3 separate regions of the Homo sapiens genome follow, and all the other regions are linked to region 2. Evidence: chromatin contacts called from ENCODE Hi-C or POLR2A ChIA-PET data. All regions are on one chromosome and are shown on one strand. Each heading gives the region's core, a stretch centred on a gene start or an enhancer-like site at or near the end of the contact. The rest is flanking DNA. Distances are from core to core; before and after follow the strand shown. Region 1 overlaps ZDHHC14 (zDHHC palmitoyltransferase 14). Region 2 holds the start of TMEM242 (transmembrane protein 242). Region 3 overlaps ZDHHC14 (zDHHC palmitoyltransferase 14).

Region 1 (4,245 bases), core at 379-2,878, 130 kb before region 2:
TATTCCAGTGAATATTGTAACATCTTTACTTCATTTTTGTGTACTCCTACTTGCTGACAAAGGCAGAAAGTAAGAACAGTACAGGCTTTATTGTCCGTTTTAAAACATGATAGGATAGTTCTCCAGAATTCTTAGAGCAAATTTCCAGTTTCATACTCCAGTTCCAGGGAATGGCATTCCCAAATGATCACAAAACAGATTTTACAATACCAGCTAGCATTCCCACTCCTGGGCTCCATTTCTATTTGCTGTGGCCAAACAAATGAAGTTCCCAGAGCCCACGCTGGAAGCCCTGATAAACACCTCAACCACAGAATCTCAGTCTGTGGCCCACTCTGGCGCCAAAAAAGTGCCCATCCCAACTCGGTCTTTTTTTTTTTTTTTTTTTAGATGGAGTTTCACTCTTGTCACCCAGGCTGGAGTGCAATGGTGCAATCTCGGCTCACTGCAATCTCCACCTCCCGAGTTCAAGCGATTCTCCTGCCTCAGCCTCCCAAGTAGCTGGAACTATAGGCGCATGCACCACACCTGGCTAATATTTATTTATTTATTTATTTATTTATTATTGTATTTTTAGTAGAGACAGAGTTTCACCATGTTGGCCAGGCTGCTCTCGAACTCCTGACATCAGGTGATCCACCCGCCTTGGCCTTCCGAAGGGGCTGGGATTACAGGCATGAGCCACCACGCCCGGCCCACAACTCAGTCTTTGTACCAGCACATGTAATGCGATTACTAATGAAAACGTTACTTCTCAGTAATTTCAAAAAGAGGTGGACAGAAACAGAACGGTTCACTGAATTCTCCAAATAATTGTAAAATTCTTCTTCAATCTCCTCCTCCCTTGGTAAATTTCCAAACTTCTTTTTAAAAAAATGTAAAAACCTGACTGAAAGATCAGGCTGATAAGGCTCACTTCCTCTCTCTGCCCACACCTGCTCTCTGAAGCAGCTCGTACTGCCAGGGAGAAACATGGTGGTGCTTTGTCTTACTCAATTCTTGACAGTTTTAAGGGTGTTCTCGAATAAATAATGTCACGTCAGGTCCCTAACAGCGCTGAGTGCCGTTTTAGGTAGCTACTGTCCTTCCCACTTTGCAAAAACCCTGGCTCCATGGGGGAGGCAACATCCCACACTTATGACTAGGGAGAGCCTGGACTCTAGGCCAGGCCTTGATTCTCTACCCATTGCTTTGGCAGCCCCAGGATGAACGAGGAGAGGGCCAAGTGGATCACGAGCTGCCTGAGCAGCACCTGTTTTCAGGCCAATCAACCGAAAATGCTAAAATCGAAGGGCTAACAGGACACATCACTGGAACTGTCTTTGCTTTTGCTCAAACCCAAGCCCAGTACCTCTGTCAGAATCTAGGGCCACGCGCCGTGGCAGCCTCCTCGGGGAGGCAGAGGTCAGGAAGAGCTTCCCTCCCGCAGCAGGCCTCCTCCGGGAGTAGAAGGAAAGGATGTGTTTTCATAACGGAGGGCGCAATCTGCAAACATAAATGAACTCCGATGAAACCTAAATCCTCGCCGAAAAAGCAAAACTCCCATTTCCTCTGTTCTTTCTCTGAGGCCTAAGGATAATTCTCTTCTTTCCCCCACAAGTCAGATTAAAGGGGTGTGACCCGGTCCACTGCGACTATCAAAGGATGCCATTGACACGGAGATAGCTGCAGGCAGAGCGCCGCTCAGACACACAATGGGCCAACGTGTTACTTTCTCTCTCTAATTTCCTTTCTAAAACTAACTGCTTTATCTGAGAGAAAATGCTGTGTTCTACAGTCGTTTTCCTTCTAACAAGAGCCGCTTGTATCCCCAGTTGACTGTAAGAAAGATCACATTCTGTTCCTCATGAAGAAAATTACAATGTCCCCGAAATGGCCCGGTTCCTGCCGGAGGAGCGAGGGGTGTGCCAGGTGGGAAGCTGCAAGGCTCTAACCAGCCCCTCAACAGGACCCCCAGCTCACTGTAACTCCAGGATCTAGAAAACAACACAAACGCAAGCACAAAGGCCGGCGGCATCAGGGCCTCCAGACTTAAGAAAGACCTGGAGAAAACTCACTGTCTGCCAAAAGTCTGGACAGATTTCCCATGTGGTTCACCTGCTTCATTCAGGGTAGGAAGGACAATGAGGAAAGGCACTCAACAGGAACCCCCATGCCAGCGTCACCCTTCCAGGCCAGAACGCTTTCCTCCCCTGCTTTTGTCTTTTCTCAGTTCCTGAGTGCTTTGCCTCTAAGGCATGGTGACTGATCACTCTGCCCTTGTGAAGGCATCTCTAGAGCACTTCTGCTGCCTCACATCTTCAGGAAGACCGAGTCTTTCTGCAGCAGGTGCTCATCACAAACCCTGGGTCCTCCTGCCCATGCAGACTGGGAAATGCTTCAAGAACTTCGGGAGGCAATGATACTGCAGTGACTGCCCTGCTCAGTTCACTCCTAAAAGCTTTTTGCTGCCTTTCAAAGTGGCCTGGCTGCGCCTCCCAGGAAACATCAGGCCACAGATGTGCAGCTAGAATGGATGGGCCCGTCAGTTTGCGATAAATGAGAGTGTTAAAATGGTGACACTGAAACTGAGGCCTGTTTTCAGCCCAGAGTAACCAACAGCATTGTTCACAGGACTGTCAGAGGCACTCACAAAAGGATGCTTTCTGGTCCAACTGAAATCAATATTGTGCTTCTGCTGGGGCTTAGGAATATTTAACACCATGTCAGCATCAAATACAGCATTAACAAAAGAAAATAACTGCTTGGCCTGTGGCTTCTATTAAATAACTCCATTAACATGGCAGAAACTATCAAAATTTTCAGATGCTTTTTATGTGCTAAAAGAAAAATTAGAGCATTTATATCTATTTGCTCTTTAAATTGTGTCAGTTCATGTTTAAAGATGCATTAAGGCCAGGTCCCATGGCTCACGCTTGTAATCCCAGCACTTGGGGAGGCTGAGGCGGTGGGAGAATCACTTGAGCCAAGGAGTTCAAGGCTGCAGTGAGCTAGGATCACACCACCACTGAACTCTAGCCTGGGAAACAGGGTGAGACTCGTGGCAAAAAAAAAAAAAAAAAAGAAGAAGCTGCATTAAAAGCATTTTAAAATCAGTAATGTTATGTTGCATTTTTCTTCTTTTTCTTAGGGATACACACATTTCATAGCAAGGAGTCTTCTGAAATTAAAGAGTGTGGTATGTTAACATAAAGTAGAGAGATAACAGGGAATTACTCCTTGATGTTAGAAGACAAGTGCCTTTAAAAGTAGTAAATATTGAGAACATACCAAGGAAAATATGTAGGCAGTGCTTAAAGAATGGCTGATGCATGTCTTTTGATCTTATTTCTTTGTCCCTTCATGTTTTGGATGATGGAAGTGCTGATACAATGGCTGGAGCTGGAGCAGCTGTTCTGGACTATGAGATAACCAAAGGGATGTAGGCCAGCTACAGCTAACAATGAAAAGGAGTCTGTGGCCTTGAGGACTTTGTGGGGCAGCACTGCCATGCCAGTCCTAGCCTGAAAGAAAGAAACATCCATATTGTCTATGAAAATAATATTTTTCCTATTGGTCACAGCCAAATCTCAACCTAAGTTACACACCCCACACCTAAAGGCTTCAAGATAAACATTAAGAAGGTTTTGAACAACAGCTGCCAATTAATCAGGAGGCTTATTTTCAGAGGCAGAATAAAAAAGAAGGTATCGGCCACCAGAAGTAAAGCAGACACATATTACATGTGGAGTCATCCATGGTCAAACACACACACACACACACACACACACACAAAACACAAAAAACAATGGCCTTAGAATGAATAAAATCTAATAGAAGTTCAGGTGGACCAGGTAGTCACCCATCTGGTCTTCAAAGGAAAGATGCTGCACCTCCAGCACCTAGCGCTGTGTCTGGGACAAAGTAGATGCTCAAGAAATACCTACTGAATGAATGACACTGAAGTCAAGGATGTTCAATAAACATTCACTGTATGAATGAAGGTGAAGTCAAGGATAGCTAGTGAATCTAAGCCAGGGGTCTGATTAGTAGAGGGTCTTTTATAATACAGAAGAAAATAATAAAATATGAAACTCAAGTTTGAGTGAAAATGGGCCATAGAATTAAAGCCCTTTGATGGTTCAAGTGAAAGGCAGCTGCAGAGTGGTCTGAGAGAACAGAAAAAGTTAACAGTTCATGGGAATTTAAAGCCTTATTGTGCAGTATCTGAGATGGGTGAATTTAGGATTGTCAGCGTTTTTTGGG
Region 2 (3,689 bases), core at 725-3,224:
TGTGTGAGCTTGAGCAAGTTAGTCTTTCTGAGTTTATGGAGAGGAATAAATGAGATAATGTACTTGAAGCACTTAGTGCAATGTCAGATATATAGAAAGCACTCAATACATGTTAGCAGCTATGGTTACTGTTATGTATGAGGGGAAGGAAAAAGGATAGGTCCTTCAACAAATTAGCACAGCATTTACCAGCTTAAAAGCCCTTTCAGATACTGACGTGTTTCCAGGAAATCCAAAGGTCACATACATTCTGTGTGATCTCATCCACACAAAAATTTGAACAGAGCAGTAGTTTTTTATCATCAGAAACCCCACGGAGCTTTTACATTCTGCCCTGCCACCCGCGGGCCTTCAGAGCTCTAATCTCCCGTGGTAGATAGACCTTGATAATCCATCATTTTTAAAAATCCCCATAGGCAATGCTGCAAAATAGCTACTGGAATCAAAGGTGGTAATAGTTAGAGCTAACATGTATTGAATATTTATATGTGCCAGGCACTGTGCTAACTTCTTTATAGATGTTGCTTCATTTAATTCTCACAGTAATCCTATGAGTTAGGTACTATCAGTTTTTGTGTGTGGGGGGGGCGGGATGGGGTGGATGGCAGAGTTTCACTCTTGTCATCCAGGCTGGAGTGCAACGGCTCGATCTCGGCTCACTGCAACCTCTCCCTCCCAGGTTCAAGCCATTCTCCTGCCTCAGCCTCCCGAGTAGCTGGGATTACAGTCCCGCATCATTAGACTCCGCTAATTTTTGTATTTTTAGTAGAAACGGGGTTTCACCATGTTGGCCAGGCTGATCTCGAACTTCTGATCTCCACCTGCCTCAGCCTCCCAAAGTGCTGGGATTACAGGCGTGAACCACCGCGCCTGGCCTACTACCAGTTTTTAAATTTTACAGGTGAGGAAACTGAGCTATAGAGGGGCTAAGTTACCCCAAGTTCACACACCTGAGAAGCGGTTTAGGACCCGAGCCCAGGTTTGAGCTATTAACTGCACTTCACTGACGCAAAAATGGATGCATTCATTTACTCATTCATCCAACATGCATTTGATGTTGGTAACCAGTTAATATCTGAAAGCTGGGGGATATAAACTGAACATAGAGTCCCATCTCCATCCTCAGGAAACTCATGCCCTCCGGTGATGGGGGGCAGGACAAATAGCAGAGAGACCGCCTTATTTTACAAGATGTCATTGTTCTCTGAGAGGCTGAAAAGATTTTCTATCACCACTAGCCTCCTCCTCTCCACGGCCATTTACAGAATGGGCAAACCAGCCTCCCAGCGGAAGACCAAGCTTGCTAGCGGTCAACGTTGCCGGCAGCTCTGCAAGCGCTTCCAGCGGGCGTCGCTCTCCTTTCGGGGGTGGTACTTTCATTCGGTCATCCTGTGAGTGTTCCACTTCCCGACGGAGGCCGAGCACTCACACCGCGGCGGAGGTACCCGTCACCGCAGAACCGGGTGGCTGGCTCTCCTCCAGGGAGAAAGCCTGTCACTTATTCCTCAACACTGTTGGGAAGTTACCTAGAAAAGTACAGACAGAAGACCTAGGCTTGCGTTTTAGAATCGTGGAGTGTTAGCGCTGGCCAAATCGTTGGACACAATGTAAGCTTGATCAGGAAAATGAGCTCCAGGGTCTCACAGGCGGGGCCTGGAATCTTGGCGCAATCTGCGACCCTCACTGCCTCCTACAGTCGGGGCTGAGCGTTCTTTCAAACAGCCAAAGTAATCACTTAAGTCCAGCAATGATCTCCTTGGAGAAATCAAAAGATCCTCCCTAAGAGACGGCCTTGGAGGGCATCGCCCCTGGGGCTGGGCACAGCACGTCTTCCCGGCCCCGGCGCGGGAGGAGGGTTTGGGGACAGCGGCCGCACTCCGGACCCTTCTTCAGATTGCACAGGAGGAGGCGGTAGCGGAACCTTTCTCCTCCGCCTGGTTCTCGCTTCCACCCGGGCCCAGTTGGGGACGGACGCACTAGAGGCGACCTAAACATGGAGACAGCGGGCGCTGCAACTGGGCAGCCGGCCTCTGGGCTGGAGGCTCCGGGGTCCACGAATGACCGGCTTTTCCTGGTTAAAGGTAAGATGTGCTGTGGTGAGGTGCGGGCGTCGGGGTGAGTTAACCCCGGACCCTGGCTTGCTCTGGAGCGGGCATTCCCACACACATCCCGCTCTGAGAGCCCTTAGCTTGTGCTTGCCCCTGAGTTTAGCCCGCGGAGTCTGGCGGCCCAGGGAGGGTAGGTCGCTTACTGGGTGGAGTCTCCCCTTGGGCGGGGCGGGGGGCAGATCCCGCGAGCTATTCTCCCGGGCGTGCCATATTTCCCCGTCACCTCTGCAATTGTTCTAGAGCCTTGCCTTTTCTGATTGCCATCGTCTCTTCTCCTCCCCGTGAGAAACTTCACGCTGTGGTCCCAGGGGAGAGGGGAAGGGAAGCTGAACCTTTTCTCTGCGCTCGGGAATAATAATTCGGAATGACCCAAGGAACCAGAGGTCGTGCGGTCACGCGTGTTTCTCAGCCGCTGTCATTTACTGTTAGCAAGAGCTGCTTAGCCATGGTTTCTTGAATTTCAAAAGTGATTTTGATTGTAACTCGAATAGTATCTTAAACTTACTTTTGTACATCTTTTTAACCTCTTTTTATTTAATTTTTTTTAATATCCCCCCTCCTCCCCGAAACTCTTGGCAGGTGGAATTTTCCTTGGTACCGTTGCTGCAGCGGGAATGCTAGCTGGATTTATTACAACATTATCATTGGCTAAAAAGAAAAGCCCTGAATGGTTCAATAAGGTTGGTGACACTGAAATCCATTCATAGCATTGTTATTGTTTACAATATATGGCAGCTTTTGCGTAGAAAAAATAAAATATTGATGGTCTTTCACATTGCTTTAAGATGTGAATTTATATACGCTCATGGATTCTAGAAATGTACAAATTAACCAAGTCTTTATTTTCATTTAGAAGGATGTACTTATGTGCTTTCTTAAATTTTAGCGGAACAAGACTTTGAAAGCTTATCTGGTACATTTCCTATTCACAACATGACTTTGAATCTAAATTTGGGCCAGGCATCGTGGTTCATGCCTGTAATCCCAGCACTTTGGGAAGCCGAGAGGGGCAGATCACCTGAGGTCAGGAGTTTGAGACCAGCCTGGCCAACATGGCGAAAACCCATCTCTACTAAAAATACAAAAATGAGCCAGGTGTGGTGTGGCACTCCTGTAGTCCTAGCTACTCGGGAGGCTGAGGCAGGAGAATCACTTGAACCCAGGAGGCTGAGGTTGTAGTGAGCCCAGATAACACCACTGCACTTCAACCTGGGTGACAGAGCGAGACTCTGTCTCAAAAATAAATAAATAAATATTCACACAAATAACTGTGTAATTACAATTTGATGTGTGCTATGGAGGAAAAGTGTTACGTAAAACATCATAAAAAGTCAAGTTTCCTTTCCACTTACATTTATCTTTAATAATCATACTTAAGCCTTATCGATACCATAATGGCAAGAGACCATGTTTAAAGTGTGCTTGGATCCCCTCTGAATGCTCTAAGCTTATATGGAGCTTCCTAAATCACTGCTATGGACCTTGTGGGTCATTTTCTCTCTATGTTATAGAATGTTTTCAGAGCAGAAATATATTTTGTGGTGGAAATCAGAGTAGTGCCTTAACAGTAGAGTTTTGGTT
Region 3 (4,048 bases), core at 370-2,869, 190 kb before region 2:
TCCGGTGACTGACACCCTGCAGGAAGGCCCACAGAAGGTTGCCATTTCCTAGCCCTTCAAGTCTCTTGCTTTATTGCAGCGCAGACTTGACCTTCTTTCTCCTTGGATTTGTGCTTCCTTGCACAATTACTGTAGCATCTTGGGATACTGCAATGGTGAAACAGAAATAAGCAACTCTAACTTTTGTTTTCCATTTCAACCCAATATTTCAGGCTCCAGTCCCTCATGAAGACATTCATTCAACGAATAATTCACTCAACTACGTGCAGGAGACACTTTCATAGATTTACACTCTGACAGGGAAAGACTGGCCAGGTCCACAAATGACATCATGGCAGACACACAGAGCACGGGCCAGGCACTCAGGGACCCGCAACCTGTTCACGGGAATGACAATAAGGTACTCCCAGAATTCTGAGATAAAATTACCTTAGGAGAGTAAAGTTAGATAAATTAAAAACACGGTTGATTTATCACAATGCTATATACGGATGTTCACAGCATCGCTATTACACAAGCCTCAAACTGAAACAACTCAAGTATCAACGTTAGAATGTAGTAATAAGTTACATATTAATATCATGGAGGATGATACAGCAATGAAATAAACATACTATTTGCTGCATGAAACAACATAGACATAGCTTGCAAATATGTTGAGCAAAGAGAATATAGTGTGAATTTTACTATCGAGTTTATAAGCAGGCAAAATGAAACCTAGGATGCTAGAGGGCAGGGTAGCGGTTACTCTGGAGGTAGTGGTGGCTGAAAGGAGGGCACACAGGGGACTTGGGTCCTGGTAGTGTTCTATTTCACGCCTTGCCTGCTTGCTACGTTAGTCTGATAACTTTGGAAAAATGTATCGAGCTGTACCTTCACAATTTGTACATTTTCCTGAATGAATACTACACATCTATACAAATGTTTACTTAAAAAACTATCTAGATGCAGTTAGTTGGTGTTAAGAGACAGCTGTGGGGGTGAGTGCAAGAGATGGTGTGAGAATCTGTGGCTAAAGAAATGAAGGGTGGGCCGGGCGCGGTGGCTCACGTCTGTAATCCCAGCACTTTGGGAGGCCGAGGTGGGCGGATCACGAGGTCAGGAGATCGAGACCATCCAGGCTAACACGGTGAAACCCCGTCTCTACTAAAAAACACGAAAAAATTAGCCGGGCGTGGTGGCGGGAGCCTGTAATCCCAGCTACTCCGGAAGCTGAGGCAGGAGAATGGCGTGAACTCGGGAGGCGGAGCTTGCAGTGAGCGGAGATAGCGCGCCACTGCATTCCAGCCTGGGCGACAGAGCAAGACTCCGTCTCCAAAAAAAAAAAAAAAAAAAAAGAAAAAGAAAAAGAAAGAGAAATGAAGGGTGCGCCCAGTTCGTTGTGTGTGATTTCGCATCAGCCCAGAAAAGAAGGCCTAAGATGCGACTAGAATCACGTGAGCTGGAATGCAATCAGTTACACTGTGCTCTGCTGGAAAGACCATGGAAAAGATTCGGAGAGGGAAAATTTTGCAGTGTTCATTCCTCACTGTCTGGCAGAGATGCTGTAACAGGAAGGCAGGAACCTTCTGGTCACCAGCGATATGCTCAACTGTGGGATGACTCATTAGTACTCGCCGTGGCTGGCATGAGGTGTCATTCAGGGTCATCTCTCTCCCCGTGAGTGCTCAGGCCCCACTCACCAAGCAACCTTCTAGCCACAGATTCAACTTCCCCAGCCCAGGACATGCTGGAAAACTGGAAAGGAATATTCTGGCCTTTACAAAATGTTCTCACTAAATACATAGCATCCTTTTGATATCTCAGGCACCTGTAAGGCCCCGATGCAAACACTTCTGAAAGAGCTGCGATAACACTGAGTCTCCGGACCTGCCAAGTCGAGAACCAGATGTTATACTTTGGAGACTCCACCAAAGCAGATCTCCCCTGAGACCCAGGCCCCAAGCACCCCCATACTCCTGGAATGGGTTCCTTGTTGGCTTGGTTTTTGTGCCTATACCATCGGTGGCTTGGACATCACCCACTCCCCACCGCCCAGCGGGGAAGAGAGGCTGGGTCAGCCTTCCAAGGTCAAGGCCAGTGAAGCTTTCCAGCAGTCAAGAGGCTGCAGGGCTCAAACAACAACCGGAATAAGGGGTCCATCTCTTGCCTCAGGGGCCTGTTACAGTTATATGACATTTGCCATGAAACTCAATATTCACTGCCTAGCAATAAACATAGAAACTGAAGTACTAGATTGGGGATTCCAGGGACTTCTTCCAATCCAACTTCTTGGCGATATCAGAGTATTTAATCACTGCAATCTAATAGGCAGATATTTTTGTTTTATTGGCTTCTAGAGCAGAACCTTCCATCCCAACCCTGGCAGCCACCTGGGGACATCCAAGTTTTGCTCTTTGCACAGCCGACTGTGTGTGAGCACAGGTGAAAGTGACCATGGGCATAGAAAGAAAGAAAATTCAATGTTCCTGAAGAGTAGATGGATCCTGAGAGGGGAGTGACGGTACAGTGTGGGCCGCATGGCCGTGAGCTGGCTTGTCGGTTGTTTACACGTAACTCTGCCTTGTCCCCCCAAAAAATTGAGAGCCCTGGAACCCATTTATACCCACGTGCCTTCAATATGGTATATCCCAACTGTTTTTCTTTTAATCTCTGAACCTACATTTTTCATGCTTGCTAATGAAACTCAACTCATTTTGTTTCTAGAGACAGAGCCAAATCTGGTGAAGCAAACTCATTCAGGAAGACTGGCAGGAGGGACCAGCCAGCCTCCGAGAGAAAGGATGTGGATGGCGTGTCACAGTGGGAAGAGCCTGGGACCAGGGTCTGAAGGCCACTGACAAGGGGACCCTGAGCAATTCACTGTTCGCTGAGCCAAGGTTTGCTCATCCATAAAATGAGGGACTGGAAACAGCTGATTTCTAAGTTCCTTTCAGGTTTCATGATGGCTGGGTAAGGAGCCTCATCTTCAGAGTCCGGAAGGCCTGGCTTCTGATCTCTGACCTCATCACTAGCTGTGTGACTCAGGCAAACTTACCTAACCTCTCTGAACCTTTTTATTAAAAAATAAAAGCGGTGACAATCATATCATAATCAACACATAATAACAGAATATAATATATAAATAGTACAATCACATAACAATAATAATGCGGACTGGATGAAGTAAATGTACATATGGTATTTAGTGATGTGCCTGGTGTAGTGTAAATCCTAAATACCGAACAGCAAAAACAGCCATGAGTCTGTGTTTTCCAAGGCTTATGTCAATGTTGACAGAGTCCCAGATGGAGCTCGGGGTGCAATCAGGTAAAAAGTAACAAAGCACTAACAGCTTAGGGAATGGTGTGAAATGTTCAGAAATGAATGTTTAGAATGAAACTGACTTACTATCAGCTCCGACCCTGGGCCCTGCCTGTCCTGACAGGTGTGGACGCCACCACCACACTCACAGCTGTGAAACATCTTTCCTACAGCCATATAAGTGGCAACTCTTGAGAGTTTAGTGTGCTTTTAAGAAAGCTAATGACACTAAGAGGAGGAGAATGGTGCTGAACAGTCAATTTTGTTTTCATCTTACAGAGAACAGTAAGCTATTAAGAGCAATCTGCTCAACAGCGAGACGTCACGAACAAGCTGAGCCATCTCCCCTGGTGTCCTGGGCTAAAGAATCTCCTTAGAAATAACAGCATTTGCCAGACGTTTATGCAGAAGTGGATGCATTATTTAACAAAGTCCCGTATTGTTTATTCTGGAACACTGATATGAGAGTGATACACATGCCTTTTTCAGCGTTCCCAAATATTGGTGATTTTGTTTCATGTCTGGGTTCTTTTGAACTGTTGTCACTGATAGTGAAATACTAATTGTATATAAAGGCAGAAACATGCTTTTCCTGAGGTTAGGAAACATATGCAGCTGGAATCTATAAAATAAATAATTTCTCAAATAATGACAGGAACATTTTCAGAGTATATTATGTAGTCTAACCCTACATTCTGATGAGTGTACAGATTAGAAAATATACATACTGGAAGACGGATATATT

Evidence for each region. Hi-C counts contacts between places; a loop is a spot of excess contacts on that map. ChIA-PET counts read pairs that join two places held with the same protein, here RNA polymerase II (POLR2A). Pooled maps may share reads with other maps.
Region 1: a loop to region 2 is called in a map of dorsolateral prefrontal cortex, with 2.6 times the contacts of the local background. The contact joins the enhancer-like site here to the promoter of TMEM242 in region 2. A Hi-C loop is called at or near these places in 9 of 168 maps with a recorded cell type or tissue (B cell, Caco-2, GM12878 and 5 more), 35 of 37 single-sample maps with no recorded cell type and 16 of 50 pooled maps. POLR2A ChIA-PET finds 5 or more read pairs at or near these places in 10 of 52 experiments (B cell, GM12878, HEK293 and 6 more).
Region 3: a loop to region 2 is called in a map of endothelial cell of umbilical vein, with 4 times the contacts of the local background. The contact joins the enhancer-like site here to the promoter of TMEM242 in region 2. A Hi-C loop is called at or near these places in 3 of 168 maps with a recorded cell type or tissue (K562, OCI-LY7 and endothelial cell of umbilical vein), 4 of 37 single-sample maps with no recorded cell type and 14 of 50 pooled maps. POLR2A ChIA-PET finds 5 or more read pairs at or near these places in 4 of 52 experiments (HepG2, K562, activated T-cell and 1 more).

Annotation. Positions count from the first base shown.
Region 1 is chr6:157,453,317-157,457,561 of GRCh38, reverse strand. The region is part of intron 1 of ZDHHC14 (zDHHC palmitoyltransferase 14); the gene reads right to left. Among named protein-coding and RNA genes, the nearest start is that of MIR3692, 74 kb to the left of the region's middle. RefSeq lists an enhancer at 1,570-2,461. Within about 2 kb of position 1,628, at least 2 of the 41 ENCODE cell types and tissues checked have a DNase peak (open chromatin) inside an H3K27ac peak, as active enhancers do; they include dorsolateral prefrontal cortex, where a contact is called at or near this core.
Region 2 is chr6:157,321,804-157,325,492 of GRCh38, reverse strand. TMEM242 (transmembrane protein 242) reads left to right here and starts at 1,974. Exons shown (of 4, transcript NM_018452.6): 1 at 1,974-2,081; 2 at 2,688-2,788. The coding sequence starts at 1,994. It overlaps TMEM242-DT (TMEM242 divergent transcript), which reads right to left and starts at 1,859. Exons shown (of 1, transcript NR_187268.1): 1 at 1,016-1,859. RefSeq lists enhancers at 1,262-1,691, 1,872-2,211.
Region 3 is chr6:157,512,747-157,516,794 of GRCh38, reverse strand. The region is part of intron 1 of ZDHHC14 (zDHHC palmitoyltransferase 14); the gene reads right to left. Among named protein-coding and RNA genes, the nearest start is that of MIR3692, 14 kb to the left of the region's middle. Within about 2 kb of position 1,619, at least 4 of the 41 ENCODE cell types and tissues checked have a DNase peak (open chromatin) inside an H3K27ac peak, as active enhancers do; they include endothelial cell of umbilical vein, where a contact is called at or near this core.